Regions from separate parts of the Homo sapiens genome. Here region 1 is linked to region 2. A link is a loop called in an ENCODE intact Hi-C map of the cell type or tissue named here. Cell type or tissue: Caco-2. All regions are shown on one strand. Links, peaks and the distances in the headings refer to the core of each region. The heading gives the core; the rest is flanking DNA. Region 1 overlaps LOC107985962 (a long non-coding RNA gene). Region 2 has its middle 230 kb from the start of ATP5MC3.

What was found. A loop is a pair of places that touch in the nucleus more often than their neighbours do. Peaks named below come from ENCODE experiments on the same cell type or tissue, not always from the same donor. Only the 100,000 strongest peaks of a DNase experiment are listed, where the experiment ranks them.
Region 1: a loop joins it to region 2, with 13 times the contacts of the local background. A loop is called at or near these places in 2 of 110 quality-filtered maps.

Annotation. Positions count from the first base shown.
Region 1 is chr2:175,625,715-175,636,381 of GRCh38, reverse strand. It overlaps LOC107985962 (a long non-coding RNA gene), which reads left to right. Exons shown (of 4, transcript XR_007087312.1): 4 at 2,869-10,667. Among named protein-coding and RNA genes, the nearest start is that of LNPK, 370 kb to the left of the region's middle. In Caco-2, for the core only: no CTCF peak of the experiment used is centred there; a DNase peak (open chromatin) is centred at 5,341.
Region 2 is chr2:175,409,121-175,419,787 of GRCh38, reverse strand. No RefSeq gene overlaps it. Among named protein-coding and RNA genes, the nearest start is that of ATP5MC3, 230 kb to the right of the region's middle. In Caco-2, for the core only: CTCF peaks have their summits at 4,511 and 4,711; a DNase peak (open chromatin) is centred at 4,727.

The sequences.
Region 1 (10,667 bases), core at 1,137-9,136, 220 kb before region 2:
GGACTTTTGGAGGTGCCGGCATTAGGAGGAGTGAACATAATTGCATATATGAAAGGTACCTTCATTCCTGCCCCCCACCCCCGCCCTCCGCCCACTCCTGAGCATGATGCTAGTGCGTTTGGAAACAGATCTCCGTGACTTCCTGGGACGTGACTTTCTGGGGGGAAAATGCATCTCCACAGGTGGGTGTCACTGCCTCCAGGCACCTGAGTCCAGGGATCTGTTTTAAGTATAGCCCAAGGACCAAAAAGGAGCCTTCCTGTTTTCTTTCCTTTCTTTGTTTCTTTTTAAAAAATGTTTCTGGCCCCACTACTATGTTACCAAGTAGCTAACTCAATTTCTTTCTCTGCCTCACACAATTGCACAATACAACCAAGGGAAATATTATTAGTATCTTCACAAAATGGCACAGTGGAAAATGATGGTTGGGTTTCCAGATCTCATTTCACAAATATGCAGGGAGCGGGAGAGCCTGAAGAGGAGGAGAGGGGTCAGTGGCTAGCTTTCAATAATGGTAACTTCTCCTAGGAATCTGAGAAAATAAAATGGGAAATAATTCATGTTTATTTGATTCTTTAAAAAATTGATTGGAAACACTTTTAACCTCCCTGAAAGAGAAAAAGAGAACCCCCAATGTTTTAAAACACTAGTCTCCAGCCAGTGGGGTGGAGATTTTGCTAGAATTCAGCTCATAATTTCTAAATGAATGAACAGAAATAAGAAAGGTATTATACTATTTTATGCTGAATTAACCTCACTATATACTGCTAAAGATCTATCTCTGGAGACACATCATAAAAACTAAACACTTTTACCACCATGGCAGTATTAAAAAGTATTTCATATTTTACTATTTGGGTGTAAAATTACTAATCAAGGGTATGAAATGACCAGAAGAAAACAAGAGAAAAAGAGACTCATTGAAACATGCCAAAATATTCCCAAGCTTTCACTGAATGCCTTCACTTGTGTTTTTTCCCTTCATCTTTAGGGCCAGCATCTTTCAAATGGAAGACAATCTGTTTAGAATAATAGAAGAAGCATAGTAAATAACTGCTGCAAATGAACAAATTCTGTTTTGCCCAATAGGATCATCGAGGCAGAAGAGCTTCTCCAAATGCATCATTTATTTCATTGAAGGTCAAACTCTTTTTTAGGTTGTGGACTGTTTCTATATTGGAAAATTGCTTCCCCTCATGGCAACACAAAAATTTATTGCCCCAGAATTAAGTGAATGGATTATATTCTCAAAGGAGTGGATGTCTGAGTTCTAGTTAATACAAATAAATATGGTTTTGGAATAAAGGTACAAACATGGCCATATAATTTGTAAGTCATAATATTCTGGAGAACATTTCACAGACCCTTGGGATCTTCCAGTGTTTCCCTGGACTGTGCATTGAGAACCAGCCCCTCTCAGGGAGAGAAGTGAAAGACAGACACTTGCATTGCAGTTTGAGTTTCATCTCGTTGTGTCTTAGGCAGGCTTCTGGGACCCTCTAATCTTTCATTTTCCCCTCTTGTGCTATGGTTCCTTTCCTTTACATGGCAAAAAGGCATTAGAAGATTTAGGTGATGAAGGTGAATTCCTTCTTTACTCATGAAAGGTAGTGCAGGCTCAGGTTCTGGAGTCAGTTCACATTCAAATCCCTCTTCTGCTACTTACAATGCCTCAGTTTTCTCATCAGCAACGTGGGGATGATAATAATTTTCTTGTCATGTAGGGTTTTTGTAGGGATAAAATATTAATATATATATAAAGGATTTAGTACTGTGTCTGGTACAGAGTAATTGCTAAAGAAATGCTATAATATTGTTGTAGGTATTTTTATCCTTCAAATATCAGCACAAAGGCTGCCTCCTCTCTGAGCTTTCTTGGTTCTCCCAGGCAGTTTTGTACTTTGTGCATAATTCTGGTAGAGCCATTTGTTTTGTTTTATTTTTGTACCAATTTTTAAAATTATTATCAGTTTGTTCCTATGTATGTTTCCTCAAAGACTGTAAACCCCTTGAGGTAGGAGATAGAGGATGGTGCTTTATTTGTATATCCCTAACACCAGAACAGTGCCTGGCATCCAGTGTTTATGGATAAATGAATAATTACATGGATGAATGAATGAATGCATGTTTCACTTGTTGTTTCCCAACGTCCGGTCTCTCCTTCTTTCTTTAGTATTTCAAAGTTTAGCAGAGCATGTGGCTGTCCAGCTAATAATCACATTTTCCAGCCTCCCTTTAAGCTAGTTGTGTCCATCTGTGGAAGTTCTGGCCAATGGGAAATGTGTAGTGTTCCACTTATGGATTATTCCCTTAAGAGAAAGAGGCATATCCTCCATTTTCCATTTTCCTGCCATCTCTGGATGGAATTGGTTGAGATGGTGAGATCTGGAGCAGCCAACTCAGACTGTGAGACAGATGGCACTGGTTAAGGGTGGCACGTGTTGAGGATGGCAGAGCAAGATTTAACAATCCCTGGGTTCCTAACGATGTAGAGCTGTGGAACCAGCCCTGGGCTGCTTGCATTCAGACTTTTATGTAAAAGAGAAATTTCTCTCTTGTTTGGAGCACTGTGTTGCTTTGGTTGTTTGTATTGGGCAGGGTGGCTGGTGAGTCTTTGTTTCAGTAGCTGAGCCATCTCCTAATACACCGTCCACAGAGCTACATTTACTTAAGCCCTGACCTTTGATAGATAATTTTCTACTGTAGATACTATTGATAAAAATAAATGTGAATTAGATTACACCGCTGGTTAGAATTGAGCAAGTTTGTGGATGAAATACAGAAACAAAGGCTTTAGTTTAGCTATTTAAAAAATCATTTTTAAATGATTTTAATAAAGTCACTCTGTTATTATCACTCTATTCCCAGGTGCCTGATGGTTACTCCAACTGGTGATGAGGGAAGAGGAATAAAAGGTTAGACACACCCTGTTACAGGACTGAGGGCGGGGAGCAGTGCCTATCCTAGGAAGTGTTTCTATTCAAATCTCGTTTAGGTGGGCAGGAAGGACAAGGTTTTGCCAGGCAACTGCCCTCATCTCAGCAAAACAAGCTTCCTCCCTACCCCATTCTCCTGTTGGCTAGCACAGTGCTTGTCCTGAAAAACAGGGTCCACAGAAAAAGAGTAGCAGCCCCTTTTGATCTCTGCTTTTTATTTGTAACAAACTGCTTTTTGACCTTCTAAGCAAGAGCTACCACACAGAGAGCTGTTTGAGTCTCTGGATCAGGAATTCAGGCTTGATGTGTGGGTTATAAGTTTTCTGATGTCAACAAAAATTTACCTAGAGATTTACCAAGATGCTGTTCCAGAGATTTTCATTGTAAAGGAAAATTATTGTGGAGAAAATTAAAAGGTATAGCAACAGCCTGATGTTCACTTCTTGGAAAGTATAGAAAATAGTGATGAAACATGAGTATATAGGTATATAGATACAGTTTTGAAACTTTGTTAAAGTATAGCATACACACAGGAAAGTGTCTAGACCATAAGTATACACTCTGATGAATTTTCACAAGCCAAAAACATCCATGTTACAACTTAAGAATGAAGAATTATGAAAATTCAAGCATCTTGTGTTATTCCTCTTAAATATTTTCGTTTAAAATTGAGCTGAAATATTTAAGAATCTAAAAAACATGACAACCTCCTATTTCCAACTTACAAATGTAAAATTGTAGAAGCACTGAAGAAATGCTTGTTATTAATAAGAAATGTTATTATTTCAGCATTTTTACCATGTAGCTCCAGATGTTAAAACTGTATGTTGCACATTCTTGATGTTTATACAACTGTCACATAGATCATGATAATTTAGAGCAATTTGTCTCAGCCTCCTCTGTGCAGTCTCCTGGTCGGTTCCACATATGCTCTATTTCTCCTTAGTGCTTCTCTGGCACTTCAGGCAGAAGTAACTTAACCTCTCAAGGCCTCGGTTGTCACAGCTGTAGATGGGGCACAATAACTGTACACACAGGATTGTGCATATGAAATTATAAAATGTATATAAAGAGGTGTACGTGACATTTGCATGTAGGAATACGTTAATGAATGTTGTTTGTTATTAGTACATTATGAATGCCAATATCAGTTAATGCCATTGCTTCTGGGTTTGGGGAAGCAACAGAAATAGCCACATAATTGTACTGACTATGTAATGTTCTTTTTCAGGACAGCCTAGGCCTGAAGTGAGGTTGCCAAAGTTATGTTCTTTATAGATGGAATATGTTTCCTCTAGTGAGAGGCAGTTTACATGTAGGCTTGTGGTTATTAATGTTTTTAACTGATGAATTATGTTGGAATTGGTGTATCTCTGCAAAGAATATTTCCAAATGGTCTTAAAGGAATGTCATGTAGCATTTATTACAGTCATTGCAATAGGGACACCTCCCACCTGCTTTAATTTAGTGACATTACTTCTGGTTAAAAGCCTTAGGTAAGGCCACACACAGTGGCCAGTGATTTGGATAATTAGAAGGAATGGCAGAGGCCTGTCTCTTTACAAGGAAGTTAGCAGTGACATGCAATTAAAGCAAACCTTTGGGGGAAGCCAGGTACCTCTAAGGATTATAGTAGATTGGGTCAAATCAAACAATATTTATAGAATTCTCTCCTTTCACAAAGAATTTCTGCTTGCTTATTTTTAATAAATTATTTCAGAGATAATGATGTTATTTTACATAAGTAGAGCAAGAAGAAAAGTATAACTTAAGCTTTATTTTCTCATAATTTTTTGTACTACACAGGCCAGCTGCAAACAGTTCACCTGATGAAGCATCTGAACCTTACATTATCATGTATGTATTGGTGTGGTGTTTTCTGCTTTAAAAGGTGCTTTCACATCCATTACCTAGTACAATCCCCACAACTGTAAGAGGCAAGGGAAGGAGTTATTATGATGTCCTCTTCAAACAAATAAATGGAAGCTGAGCTCTGATAAGGCATTTGTCATAGTCCTTTTATGGTTGAGGCAAGACTAAAAGTTGAGTTTTATGACTCATGGTGTAATGCTCTTTCCAACATATGGAACTGTTTTCTCAAACATAAATGTATGTTCTTACTTTCTGTGCTTTCCAAGAGTACAGTTTTCTTTCTCTCCCTGAGATGCTGGGGTGGTCATGAGTGCCTTGGAGAATAAGCTGAAAGCCCTAGACTTTGTCTTCAGAGAAAAAATGGACATACTCACACAGGTAAAAATTGACATTCACCTTCAGGCCGTCTCCTAAAATCTGCCTGGGTAATAGAATAGGGTGTCTGGTAAAATACTAGCCTGGGCTTGACTCCAGCCGGGTGGGGGCACCTGGCGTTCTCAGTAAAGAAGACAAAAGCAGGAGCCAGCATACCATTAATGTTTACTTAGCCCTTACTCAACACTAGGTGCTGCACTGCACACGTCATGTTGGTTCAAACCCCACAACAACTCTTGAAGCTGAGTGTTATTATTGGATTCATTTTATGGATGAGGACACTAAGAACATCTCACCTGAATTCGAAGCCAGATGTCCACTTTCCCCCACTCTGCTACACAGCCTCCCAAAGTGATAACTACGTGTCAGTGCTGAGTTGTTTCTCTGGTCGCTGGCCCATGCCTGTGTGCGGTGGTGTGGCTGGGAAGGTGGAAAGGGTTTTTTTTTTTTTTTTTTTTTTGAAGCTTTTAGCAGTAAGGTTCCTTGGGGAAATTGTGTTCTTGGGGGTGCCAGGTTAGAACTGTTAACGACCGTAGAAATGTGAAGTGTGAAAAGTGTTCAGATACAGGGACAGAAAAGAACAGGGCAGCATCCAATGGGTGGTCCATTTCTCCTGGGACATGTGTTGGATGTTCAGCTGTCATATTAATGTTTATGTATACCATGCTACATGTTCTCGCTGACTTGGCAAATGATTCACAAAGTTACTGAAATGAATGAAGTAAACTTCTCATGGGTAGACCTGGGGCTGGGGAAAAGGAAAAGGGAAGTGCCTACATTTGGGGTTTCCTGAACCGTAAATAATGATCGTGTTGCCATTCCCAGCAATATGCTTCTGTCATTAATTAAGTTTTATGGAAAGCTATGGCGTTCATGACTTTGGCCTCTTCCCGCTCTTGATCTATGTGGTGTTATGTGGTGTAGACAGCAGTGCTCATAGGTGGGATTTGTCTGACAGGGGGATTTGAATTAGTCTGATGTAAAGTGCCTGCTAATATATGGCATGCCACTGCACTGGGTGAGTAGGAAGGGAGAAAGCAATGATGATGTTCCCCCCTGTTGCCGCTGATTATTTTTCCAGCACCTATACAAGGAATCAGAATCCTGTTTTTTGTTAGGCTTAATTTTAAGGTCAGATTTTTTTCTGGTGTCGTTGAGAGAGTTGGGCTGCCACTCAGATTCAGCAGCGTGGTGCTGTGTACTTGAGAGAAGGGTCCATAAGGTTGGGAGTAGCGGGAGATACTGGCCCCTCCGCACTCATCAGGCTCAAACATGTTCAAGACCCCAGCAAAAGAAGTCTGAGTGGAGCTTTTTGAGGTGGCCTACACCAGTGTTAACAATGCTGCCAAAAAATTATCTCTCACCATTGACCTAAAGCCCTCCTGCTAGGTTTTCAGAGCAGTGGTTTTTAAAATATTAGCGTACATCAGATCACCCGAAAGGCTTGTTATAGCACAAATTGCTGGTCCCCCTGCTCAGAGTTTCTGATTTCATAGGTCTACGGTGGTACCTGAGAATCTGCATTTGTAACAAGGTCCCAGGTGATGCTGATGGTGCTGTTTCAGGAGCCAAACTTTGAAAACTACTGCCTTAAACTGACTATAAGGGCAGCAGTTAATAATATGGGTTTGGGAGTTAGACAGCTCTGAATTCAAATCCTGTTCTGCCACTGTGAAATTCTAGAAAAGCTGCCAAGCCCAGGCTTCCTCACCTGTAGAAAGGGAATTACAAACGTTTTGTTTGTTCTGTTTTGGTTTGGTTTCGTGAGGACTGAATGAGATAATCTATGTGAAGTGCTTAGCACAGTGCCAGGCACATGGAGGTGACATTACAGATGTGAGCTCATGCTATTGATATATTCTGCCTCTTAGAGCAAGGCCTCAAGTAATGTGGCCCGCATGTTAGGGCAAAGACACCAAGCTTAAGGAATCTCTTTAAAGTTAAGAAGTCAGAGAAAATGTAGGAGAGAAGAATCAGTAAAACGAAGACCATGGGACTTCTATTCCTTAAGGCTTTCTGATGTCTTGGGAAATAGAAAAGAAAACAAGCAAAGGTATCTATTTTGTAATAAGCAGTGAGAAAGTCACTCTCCACCAAGAGATGCCTTAGGAAGATGGGATTGAAATGGGAATCCTGAACTGACCATTGGGGCTATTAGCATTTCACATGTAAATTCCAATAAAGTGTCAGATATGCAGAGGTTAGTGGACTTTTTTTCTAAATGGGCTTTATAAGTAAAAGGATAAAGGTTACACAAACCAGGGAGAGCAGCATACAACAGAGGGATGCAGCATTTTGTACAAGTGTGTTAGTCGGGATTCTCCAGAGAAACAGAGCCAAAGAAGATAGATATTTATCTATGTAAATACATAGATAATATATTTTTGGCCCATGTCTTATGCAATTATGGAGGCTGAGAAGTCCCACGATCTGTAAGCTGGAGACCCAGGAAGTCTGAAGGTGTCTTTTGAAGTCCTGAGAGCTGGAGAGCTGGAGACTGGTGTAGATTCCAGTCTCAGTCTCAGAGCCTGAGGACCAGGAGTGCTGAAGGCAGAAGATTGACATTCAGCTCAAGGAGTCAGAAAGCAAATTTAACTTTCCTCTGCCTTTTTGTTCTATTCACTCACTCAACAGATTGGATGAGTCATGACTACAATGGGGAGGGCAATTTGCTTTCCTCAGTCTACCAATTCAATCTGATCTCTTCCAGAAACACCCTTCCAGGCATACCCAGAAATAAGTTTAACCAGCTATCTGGGCATCCTTTGGCCCAGTCAAGTTAACACATAAAATTAACCATCACAACATGAGACATATATTTACAAAGATACTGTGTGCTGGGGCCAGTTATGAAGCAAGTAATGTTTATCATCCTGGAGCCAACCCACAACTGTCTTCATCTTATTTCTGGATTTTGATGGGCTCTTTGCTCAGTGGAGTGAATTGTAACTTTCTATCTCCTCAAGCTCTACCCCACTGGCAAAATAATTACCGAGAAAATATTTACAAAAATTAATTGCTAGCTAGTGTAAATTATATCTTAAACTATGACTACTCCCTAGGATAGTATTTTCCAAACTGTGTTTCCAGGGACTATGAATAGGTAATGGGTAGAACAGGCATTCTTGATGAAACACACAAATGTTCTTGTCAAGAACACCCAAGGATCTCAGAAGTCCTGAAGTTTTTTTAAAAACTCTGCTTAATTTTGATTAACTCAGTGGTGATTGTCCCTTTTTAAAAATTGTATCTGTATTTTAAAATTTTTTCTATAATGAGTTAGTATTACTTTTAAAAGAAAATATGGATCAGATTTTACTAGAATGAAAAAGAATATAATTTAGGCCACCAAATGTAGCTTCTAGCTTTCTTTAGTCTCCACCCTATTCTTCCTTTACTTCTGTGGGGGAACCAAGGACAGCATGATGTCAGATTCTAAAATAACAAATGCTTCATAAAATTTCCTTTTTGAAAAGATAACTGAATTAGGATAGTTTGTATAACCATTGAATGATTCAGATGCTTGCCCTTTTGGGAATCCCCTTCATCCAAGTTAAAGGAATGAAGCAACAAGCCATCTGTGCAATTAACTGCTCAACCTAATTACTCTAAAGAAGTGAGTCAGTCAAATCCTGGGACATTCAAAACTTCCAGTGGACAGGGGTGCCACAGAATCTGGGAACCACATTCAACTTTTCTAAGCTTGAGCTTAGACAGCTGGTCAGAGATGTTATGGCTACATTTGTAGGCAACAACTCAAGGAACTGGCTTTTCCTGAGAAAGGAGATTTTCTCCCCAGATTGCTTTCAGAACAAACCGTAAAGGGATAACCCCACATTCTTTGAAAATCTTTATTCCTGAGAAGTGTTTAAAAATTTTCAAGTGGGGCATGGTGTGATCTATAGGCTATTCTTCGCGAGGAGGGACCGTTTGGTGTGTCTGAAATCTTGAGGATAATCAAGGACCCAACACTCTTAGGTGAAATGCCTTTGGAGAGAAACTGAAGTCTGCTACAATTAGATTAGAAAGAAACACGTTTGACATTCTAGAAAGCAAATTTAGGCTGTTGAATCCAACAGTGTGGGACAATGTTTCCAATTGGCAATGAATAGGCTAAATGATTCTTGTCTCTCTTTGGTGGAAGTGAAATAGAATACTAATTGAGCAAGTATCACTCAGATAAGCAAAGTAAATTGGACTTCAGTCTCTAGTGGGTTTTGAGGTTATGACCACACTTTGAGCTCCTGGAGGGGTGCCACTCCAGGTAACAATAGGCCATTTGGGCTTTCCTGAACGGGGACCTTCAGGCAGAATAAATTCAAACTTAAGAAAAGTCGGGCAGAGGAGATACTGTGCTGACCTGCCCAGAACACTGACGATTTAATGACAAGAACTGGCAAGTGTAATTTTGGTTAAAATGTAATTTCTTACTGGAAAAAAATGGTTTTTGTCTTAAACAATTTGGAAATTTAATGAAAAATTCAATATTCTTCATTCTTAAGTAGTCTGCCCTTCAGTATAAAACGGCCAAATATCCCCTACCAAAAAGAAGAACAAGGAGATAGAGGAAAATGAGAGCTGGGCAAGGACCACACTGTCACGAATGGTACACTGAGCACCACTGCAGTGCCCATCCCATGCACCTGGCCAACAGCAATGGTGGAACCTAGTACCCAGCAAAGTGCATGCTGAGCTTTCTTCTGCCTCATGGTACCAGAAGCAAGTTTCAGTGACGCGTGTTCCCTCTCATTCCTTGGGACAAATTGTCCTAGTGAGAGAAAGCTCTAATACTCATGCACAAGACATTCCATGACAGTAACGATAACACTTACTCACATTTACATTTATATGTCTGGTCTTTTCTCTATCTGTTTCTCAGAAAGAAAACTCAAATACCGGACTGTCTGGTTTAAAACCAGACACATGGCAACCCTATTTACTAAAACTTTACTGCTGGGCACTGTGCTATTTGCTTTCACATATATTGTGTCTTATTCAATCCTTGTAATGGTTCTGTGAGTAAAGTAGGATTCCTATTTTACAGATGAGGAAGCTAAAGCTCAGAGAGGTTAAGTAGTGTGCTTACAGTCACCCAGATAGTTATTGGATATGGTACTGTGACCCTAGAATGTTTGACCTTACATTTCTTTATTTTTCTTTGATATTTGATGCATTGAAATGATTCAAGAGTTCTTGAAATCTGTCATCAAGTTTTTCCTTGGTTGAAGTTTGGATATGGAACACTTCAAAACATAATAGCACCCTTGGGATCTCAGAAAGTATGTTGTCTATGAAGTATTAGGAAAAGATTCGAAGAGTGGCATCAATAATCAACTGTTAATAAATTTGAAAGAGCCACATTTTGCAAAAAAACAAAAAGAAATTCCACCAACAAGACCATGAAAGGCTGAAAGAATTACAGGCTTTGACAATGAATGGTATCCCCATGCCTTGGTCAGGAGCCATCTCAGAGTCTCATCTTAG
Region 2 (10,667 bases), core at 783-8,782:
TTGTACCTTGTTCATAATAAGCACTCGGTAACTATACCTAAAAACAGCAGCAGATGAGGATGGGCACAGGTACTGGATGGAAGAGCACAGAAGATGCAACTGACAGCAGGTCAGGTGGGACATGGGCAAGAAGGGGCACAGTATCTAGACATAGGTAAAGCTGGGGACAATCACATTCCCAGTAAAGCACCAGAGTTCAGGTTCCTCAACTCTGGCTGCACACTGGAATCTTTTAAAGTCATTTTTGCGGGTTTTTATTTGTTTCATTTTTAATTACCCATGTTTGCACCTCACCCCTCAGATTTAATTGATCTGGTGTGGGTCAGAGCATCAGTATTTTTAATTTTTTTAAATTTAATTTCTGAAGTGTTTCTAATCTGCAGCCAGGGTTGAGAACCACTGGTTTAGATGATGCTGATCTAGATGATCTTGAATTCTGTCGCAAAGCCTAAAGGACCTTGGGAGAAAAAAAAGTAATCTAGAATGACTCTTGGGTTCTTGGCCTAAGTAACTGGAGGGATGACATTGCCATTTTCCAAAATGGGAATGATTACAGGAGGATGGCACAGCTGCTTTGAACCCAGTGATGAGTGCATGCAGTGTTGGGGATGCAGAGCTGAATACAAGGTGACCTCTGGCCTTCTGGAGCTCACCGGTGGGTGGGCACAGTAGGTGTGTACATAAATAATGATGGTGCAGTATCATAAGGGTGCTGAGATCAACAAGCACTGGGAGCCACAGATTCACAGGGGCAGAAGAGACTACCTCTGCCTGGGGGAACTTTGCAGACGGACCATGAGATCAGCAGTATGTGGGATAAAATAAGGAGGACATAAAACTCGAAGTAAGGGGTAAAATTGGGCCATAGTGCAGCAAAATGATGGAGGCTCGAAGTAGGGCAGAGGCAGCAGAGGTAGGGATGATGAGTCGAGGAAGGCGGGGGTGGAGGCAGGTGAATGGGAAAGAGAAAAGACCAAGTTGCCTTGGGCGAGCCCTGTGTGTGTCAACATTGTGGAGTGAAGGCTTTCCCTTCTCAGTCTCCCCTCCACCACCTTGGCTTGACTCCTGGGCCCAGAGCTATTTGGAGACAATCTGCGTCTCCCAGATGTGCACAATCATTTTGCCCCTCTTGCCTCTGGCCTTGGGAGTTCCTGTTTCTGACAAGCAGAATGACTAAATGAAATTTGGTGAACCTTTCACCTTTTTAACTGCCTTAGTCTTCTCTAATCTCTTGGCTTCTCTTGATAAGCAGTTCCTGCCACTTAGCATTCCAAACTCCATCAACCCAGGTACTGATTTAGCAGGCCCTTTGTTTTCTTCTACCTTGGCTACCTTGGATGGATCTGGAGGTTACGTAATATCAGGAAATTGAATGTGTATAATCTTTGGGAGAGGGCCCTGGCGATGTGCCAAGGTATTTTAGGATAGCGTGCATCTTTATTATACTGCTCAGACCCTCTCGTAGGACATCATGCCAGATAAGTAATTCACCTCCGTTTCGCTTTGTTTTTCAGTTTCCCTGAGACTTTCTGTGAGGCCTGCAATTTGTTTTGAGTTCCAGCTCCAACATTCTCCAAGGGCCTAGCAATCACCATCACATATGGGTGGACAGGAAAGGGCATACCCGAAAAACGGTAAGAGTTCATCTTGTTACAGAGATGTACCCTGAAAAACAGTACAGAGATCATCTTGTTATGGAGATTTCTGGCACATATATACAGTTGGCTCTCCATATCCGTGGGTTCTGCATTGGTGGATTCAACCAACTGCAGATCAAAAATATTTGAAAAAAATACATTGCATCTGTACTAAACATGTACAGACTTTTTTTTTGTAATTATTCCCTAAACAATACAGTATAACCATTTACATAGCATTTACATTGTATTATAAGTAACCTAGAGATGATTTAAAGTATGAGGGAGGATGTATGCAGGTTATATGCAAATATTACACCATTTTATATCAGGGACTTGAACATCCACGGATTTTGGTATCTGCAGGAAATCTGGAAACTAATTCTCCATAGATACCTAGGGACAACTGTATGTGTCTGTGTGGGGGTGTGTGTGTGTGTATCAATCCTCATATGCATCATATCATATATGTGACATATAGCATACATATTATATCACATACATATATTATGTGTGTGTGTGTATATATATATATATCTCAATTCTCATATGCCAGAAATATGCACATACACATGTATCTATATGTATGTGCATATATACAGCTTTTGTTTATGAGAAAGTATTACCTATGCTTCTAAGCCTTACCCTGTCTGCAGCCCTGAATTATCCTTTCTGGAAAGCTTTGAATCCTCTCCATGAAGTAAATTTCCACATGCAAGCATTTAGCCCAGTTTAAATCAAGTCCAAAGATTTAAGTATTCAGTATTGCCTTTTCATAATCTGCTTTAATTGTTATTGATTTGTATGTTTGGAAACTGCCTGGAGATGATAAAGGCCTCCCGTCTGTTTCACTGCTGACCATTTGCTGGTTGGTGTCTGCCTCATCCTTGGCTCTTCAATTGGTCTCTCTTTAGCACTTCTACAGATGGTTCTACCTCCTGCCCTGCAGAAGTCCCTACTCCTGTAACAAATTGAATTATCAATAAAAAACAAACTGGAAAATAATCAGCAGTTAAATAAAATCAATTATTCAAAAGAAGGTTTGATATGGAAAGGCAATTGGAGCTTTATTCAGCAGTGAATTGAAATTAATAATATATATTTTATTCTCTCTATATAGTAGAATCAAATCAGGACATTCAAGGAGAAATTCCTGCCCAGGGTTTGACCAACGTGCTGGCAATGGCCCTCCTATGCTGATCTCTTATAAGTCCTGTTTCCTCCAAGTTAGCTGGGTTTAGGCTCTTAAATTTCTAGTAGGGGTTTGAGAATTCTTAGTTATCTTTTGGTCTTTGAGTGACTGTCAACAGCAGAAAAAAAGAGACAATTGTAGTCATGCTGTGGGGAGAGGGCTGATATTTTGGTGATGAAAGAGGTTTAAGTTTCACAGAACTTTAAAAAACTTCCAATTATTTTAATAATTATCATCAATAAACTTTCCTCATGGTACCATCACTTGTATTTGTCCATGTGAAGAAGATAAACTTGAAAACTCATTTAAACCACTCCTTAAGGCTGAATAAAGGGAATCTAGCACAGGCTTTCTCCTCCAAAACAGAAAAAGAATATCTCAGCTGCTATGCAAGATTGAGAAAACTCAGAACCTGAGCTCTGTAGATCACTCTGAAGCTATAAGAATAAGGTGTATATACACAATGGAATATTATTCCACCACAAAAAGCATGAAATCCTATCATTTGCAACAGCATGGCTGGAACTGGAGGACATTCTATTAAGTGAAGTAAACCAGGCACAGAAAGACAAATACCACATCTTCTTACTCACATGTGGGAGTTACAAAACTTGATCTCATGGAGGTAATGAATAGGATGGTGGCTACCAGAAGCTGGGAAGGGCAGTGGGAAGGGAGGGATAAAGAAGGGTTGGTTCATGGGCACAAAAATACAGTTGGATAGAAGGAAAAACAGCCAGTGTTTGATATCACAATAGAGTGACTACAGTTAACAATAATTTACTGCATATTTTGAAGTAATAGAAGTAGATTTGGAATGTTCCCAACACAAAGAAATGATCAATGTTTGAGGTTATGGATACCCCAGTTACCCTGATTTGATCATTACCCATTGTTTGCTTTTATCAAAAGATCATATGTGCCTCAGAAATATGTACAACTATCATGTATCCACAAAAATTAAAAATAATTTTAAAAAACAATAGCAGAATTTAGGAATATGTGACAATAAAATCTCCCCTTTTCAGTAGGTCGTATAGAAACTATTGTGCGTCTGTTTTCCAAAGTTCTAATTTGTTTAAACATCACTTGAAATGTAGGTTCAACTGAGAGGGAAAGAAGAAGTACTTTCTCCTTTTAGAAATAAAGCTGGGGCTGGGCATAGTAGCTCACACCTGTAATCCCAGTGCTTTGGAAGGCCAATGCAGGAGGTTTACATGAGCCTGAAAGTTCGAGACCAGTATAGGCAACAGGGTGAGATCCTGTCTCTACAAAAAAAAAAAAAACTAGCTGGATGTGGTGATGTGTGCTTGTATTCCCAGCTACTTGAGGCTGAGGTGGGATGATTGTTTGAATCCAGGAGTTTGAAGCTACAGGAAACTACGATCATACCACTGCATTCCAGCCCATCTCTAAAAAACTAAAAATGAAAATAAAAATATATCAAAAAGAAATAAAGTTTGGGATATGTTAGCATGGTGAACATGAAAATACTAAGAAAGTTAAAGAAAATTAACTTTCTACAGCTTTAGTTTTAAGGCAATAGGAGATCAGTAGTAGAGTGAATACACAGGGCTACAGGCCAAGGAAACCTGTTTTAGGAAGGCAAGTCTTAGGCCTAGCGAATGTGCAGATATATTAGAAATGAGACTGTCTGAATAAATGCCATTTGTCAAAATGCTTGTAGCAAAGAGCTTACTTCAAGGCAAAGGTGATTCATTAAAGGAAGGAGGCTGGAAGGTGAGGGGTTCAAGATGTGAGTCATTTAGGATTAAATCCAAAGTGCTCCCAAACAACAAACAAATAAACACAACAAGCAATAATAAAAAGCAAACACATGTAGTCTTGCTTCTCAATGATGAGGGGAGAGTGAACCCCCTGCCGGACAGAGTTATTGGTGCAAGTCTGCTCTGAATCCCTGAAGCACTCAAACCACCTCTGGCTGTGCCCCAGAAATGCCTGGATTCTAAAGGAAGTGAAAGAGAAACTTGGATTCTAAAGGCAGTGAGAGCAAAAACGTGCACTTTTAAAACATTTTCTCTGAATTACAAGTTTATTTTAGGTTTCTTATATATTAATTCCTTTTAGTTTCTCAACACTTTAAACAAACGAATATTTGAATGTCTACTTTCTCCTTGATATTGAGTAGTATACATAAGGTTGTTTTTGCATATATTTACAGAAACCAACAATGTAAAATATGCAATTCGAAGTTGTTAAAAATTGCTACATTATGGTGACTCACTACAATGTGAAGGCACAAAACTAGAAGAAAAAGAACAATGTTTTTTAAAGCAGCTGAAGTAATTTTGTCCACCACTTGTTGCTTTTTGTTCTAGGTTTTGTCTGCTTTACCCTGTTGGTTCCTAAAATTAGGTGGAAAAACTTTAGTCCCAATGCAAGGGCCCAAATTGACCTTTGCTTATATTATTTTTCCTTTTATGTCTAGTCTATTTAATGAATATGTAACCATCCTTGGAAAACATTTGACAAGAATGCTACTGCTCCTATTCCTATGCCTAGGCAGACATCAGTAATTGATCATGGCACTGTCTCCCTGGTGAGTTGGGACAGAGCCACGCAGTTCTCCATGTATTGTTCCAAGCAGCCACTACGATTGGCTGGAATTAGCATATTAAATAAATCCTATTTTATGCCTTGGGACCAGAATCTCAGCTGTTGAAAATTCTGTATGCATAAGATAGGACGAGAATCTTGCCAGAGTGGTACTTTTTAATAACTTACATATACCATAATGTAGAAAGAAACATTAAAGAAGTAGCAACATTCATAATCTACTATCTATTTTGTTGCTCTTCACTAAATGGATTTGTTCTTATGTTTGTTGCTATTTAAGTGCAACATAATTACATATTATGGAACATGTATATACTACTTTAGTAAGGTTATTATTTATGTTTTGCCATAACTATATTTATTTGTTTCATTAGAGTGCATAAGTACTTTGGGGAGAGAGGCTTTTTCAAGATGAAAAGATGGTTTTTAATTATTATGGTTTTCTTTGCTTGAAGCTGATTTTCATAATTAACACATATTAGAGTCAAATGCAACCATGTATTTTATGCTCACTGGAGTATACAAAATTTAACTTTTCTCAATGGGCTGTTTGTGCAGTAGCAGTTTCACAATGGCCTCTGCACACTCTGGGTAATGGTAATATTACGTTAATGTGCTGATCTATACTATCTATACCATTGAAAGTATTAGATCAACTTTTTGCAGAGTTTACACAATGTCACATTTGCTTGATGAAAATGTCCATAGTAAAATTTCATTTCAGTAATTGAAGAGTCAAATCAGGCCTGACTAATCAGCAAGTGCAACCTGAAGGGCTTCAATCAGAAGAGGCAAAAAACTGTGTTATTGACTTTGTAAAAACAATACAACCTTTCTCATTTTTCTAGAGTCGAAAAAGAAAAAAGCAAATACAAAGTGCAAGTCCGAAGCTCTGCTTATTGGTTTTTTGTTCTGTTTTGTTTTCTCTAAACTTTTTTCCTTAATTTTGTTAGTGTTGCTTATAGCAGAGAAGCAGAGACTAGCTAACTCTTCGCTAAACCCACTTTCTCCTCTTCCTGGGCACACAGGTAGACTACATTCTCAATCTTATTTGCACTTAAGTATGGTCCTGTGGCTCAGCTCCAGCCCATAGGATGTGAGTAGAAGTAGTGCAAGCCACTTCTAAGCCTAGCTCATAAAAACCTCTCAGATGCATCCTCCATGTTCTTTTCCCTTCTACCAGCTTGGTGCAGACAAGCACTGTGAACTTGGAAGTCAAGTTCGTGAAGCCACAATACAGAAGGAGCCTGGGTTCTGGAATCACTCCCAATTAGAAACACTCATTTGGGCTGTACAGGGACAAAAAGTAGGCATATATCATATTTAAACTATTATACATTATCAGATGTGTTGATTACATCAGCTAGCATTATAACTAATACACTGTTTTTCCAAGGAATTTTTTAGATTAGTAGTTTTGTATCCAGGTATAGGGTGGTGGGAAGAAGGTGGACACAGCTGGGAGTATCATAAACTCCTAGATAACTTTTTGATACCACACACTCTAATCTTTTCTTACCTGGATTCTTATTCAAACCCCTATCCTGACCTGCTGGGTCAGGGGAGAGAAAAATATGTCAAGGAGACAGAGGCAAGGAAAGATTAAGTAACTTGCTTAAGGCCACCCAACAAGAAATTGGCAAAGCCAGGATTCAGACATGAGCGGTCTAACTCCAGAGCCCACGTTTATAACTACAGTGTTAGCCTATCTCCCAAGTCCTGCAGGACATGATCAGAGGACATGGTCTTTGTTAAATTTCTTAAATGTGGTACACTCTGGATTGTCTATAAATGCACTTCCTACTTGGAAGTCTATCTACAACATCTTAATACTAATTTGCTATGTCCCTTCCAGCCAACAACTTTATAAGTTATTTCCCCTCAATAAAAGTGAATATTATTGTCAGGGACAGATTTAAGAGGTGGTATATACTAAGAAAAAGATTATACATGCCAAATCAGTATCCATGATTTGTAAGCTACCTTGCTGCTGCTTCTTCAATTTACCTGGCTAGTTGAGAGTTGACTATACATGAAGAAAAAATGGTTCAATTCAGCAATAGAAGCATGTTGTCACAGGAAAGCCTAGAAATAGCCAATTGGAATGTCTTGGGGAGCCACTGGACCACTGATAATACCCACACACCTTTTAATAAGTTTCAGTGGAACATAGTGGATGAAAATGTAGGCTTAGAGCCATACTACCAGGCTCCAATTTGAGTTCCACCACTAACTAACTTTCTCTGTGGGCAAGCTGTTTAACTTGCTCCAAGCCTCAGGGCCCTCATTTATAAAAAGGGAGATAAAATGAACTCAAACAAATTTACAAGAAAAAAACAAACAACCCCATCAAAAAGTGGGCAAAGGATATGAACAGACACTTCTCAAAAGAAGACATTTATGCAGCCAAAAAACACATGAAAAAATGCTCATCATCACTGGCCATCAGAGAAATGCAAATCAAAACCACAATGAGATACCATCTCACACCAGTTAGAATGGCGATCATTAAAAAGTCAGGAAACAACAGGTGCTGGAGAGGATGTGGAGAAATAGGAACACTTTTACACTGTTGGTGGGACTGTAAACTAGTTCAACCATTGTGGAAGTCAGTGTGGTGATTCCTCAAGGATCTAGAACTAGAAATACCATTTGACCCAGCCATCCCATTACTGGGTATATACCCAAAGGATTATAAATCATGCTGCTATAAAGACACATGCACATGTATGTTTATTACAGCACTATTCACAATAGCAAAGACTTGGAACCAACCCAAATGTCCAAAAATGATAGACTGGATTAAGAAAATGTGGCATATATACACCATGGAATACTATGCAGTCATAAAAAAATGAAGAGGTCATGTCCTTTGTAGGGACATGGATGAAACTGGAAACCATCATTCTTAGCAAACTATCGCAAGAACAAAAAACCAAACACTGCGTGTTCTCACTCATAGGTGGGAATTGAACAATGAGAACACTTGGACACAGGAAGGGGAACATCACACTCTGGGGACTGTTGTGGGGTGGGGGGAGGGGGGAGGGATAGCATTAGGAGATATACCTAATGCTAAATGACGAGTTAATGGGTGCAGCACACCAACATGGCACATGTATACATATGTAACAAAACTGCACATTGTGCACATGTACCCTAAAACTTAAAGTATAATAATAATAAAATAAAATAAATAAAAAAGGGAGATAAAGATGATGATGATGATAATGATGATGATGATGATAATGATGATGATGATAGTCATTTCATAGTGTTGTTGGAGGTTTCATAAGATAATACATATAAACACATGGAAAACTTTCTAGAAATCTTAGCTTTTGTTATCATTCCAAAGACTGTAGAGCTAAACAAAAGAATGAAGGTCCAAGGACCAATTCCAATCCAAAGGGCCCTTAGAAATGTATATAAAGAAAGTAATCCTTAATTTAATGTTGAAGGCTAATTGGGCAAGGCAGCATAATAAGGGACCTTCGAATTGGCTAATCTGAATTCAAATTTCATCTCTCAGGTTAGCTCTCTCATTTTCATTATATGATATAATCTCCATGAAACTCAATGTCTTCACCTATAAAATGAATAAATTCAGAGGTTTGCCTTACATACCAACTGCTTATGTGTATTTTCTTCTTTATGTTGCTCATGTCAATGGAACACATTTTTCTATGCTATTGTTAATCTAAGTTTAGCTTTTGGTAAGTTCAGCAACTTCACTGTCGGGGAAGAATAAAAGTGAGTTCACATAGAAATTATTGATTTTTTTTGTCTTTTTTGACTGTTTCAAACAATAGAGAAGCAGTAAGATATTCAGACGTTCAATTTTCACCCTCTATCCACATCTAGCCTCCCCACAATGGGGTTTACTGACTAACTGGCTCCATCGTGGGGGCATGTATTTATGGCTGTTGCTATAATTCCCCACAATTATTCCAAATAGCAAAACGTTTTTAGGTAAGAAAAATTACATGAAGAGTTACATTCATTCTTTACTATTTATTTTATTTATTTAAATTTTTATATATGCTCAGATATTAGTTACTAAGTATGATTTTACACTAGAAGTAGTTGGAGTTCCTTAGAGAAATGACTGGGATTAAAAAAAATACAAGATAAACCCATAATATTTCAGGGGACAGAAACTAAGGAAGTGCTCAAAATATAATGCAGACATGTCAGAAAAATTACAGGAGCTAGCTCTAAGGGGTTCTAAATGGTCAAATCTGGAACAATTTGAGCATCAAAATAATGAATAATAAATAATAGAATATTTGAGATTCTAGATGTCACATTGATTTGAATAAATAAATTAAAAGTAAAAGAGGGAGAAGGAAAATCTCATATTTACAGAAGAATACAAACTTTTAAACATAGAATAATTGAGTTAAAAATCACCATTTACAACTATCATAAGTAATAATAGGTTTTAGCAAGATTATAAATGCTAAAATTTGTGATTGAAAGTATGACAGACAGCATGTTACTTAAATAGTCTGAAAGTATCTCCCCACAAACTGTGTACAAATTACAAAGAGAAAAATAGCAACTGTACAGTGGGGAAACCCAGCAGGCAAATAATCAAATTATTGCAGTTTACAGCATTAATATGGGGAAAAGTTGGCATCTTGTGACTCTTGATATGATTCACTAAGAAAGAGACAATATTTTCTCTGTGGTATCCTTATGCATAATTTGAGTCTAATCGTGAGGGCACATCAGATAAACCCAATGAGGGACATTCTGCAAAATAGCTGGCCTATACACTTCAAAAATTCAAGGCTATGAAAGACAAAGGCTGAGGCACTGTTGCAGATTAAAATAAACTAAGGTTAGAAATGACAACTAAATGCAATTTATGATCCTGGATTAGAATTTGGAAACGGGATGTAATTGGCAAAATTTCCTTATAGCCTGTAGATTAGATAATAGTATTATGTTAATGTTAAATATTCAGATCTTGATAATTGTACTATGGTATTTAAAGGACTGTCATCGTTCTTCAGAAATAAATACTGAAGTAGTTAGGGGTAGAGGCATGATGTCTCCAACTTGCCATCAGATGACTCCAAAAACAATCAGTGTAAAGGGGGAGGGAGAGGAGAGAAGAACGTTGGGAGGAGGAGAGAACAGAGGAGAGAAGTGGTAAAGCAAATGGATAGAAACATTAATAAAACGTTAACATCTGTATACCCTCTGCTTGACTATGAATGTTCTTTGTACTATTCTTCCAACTTTTCTGTAAT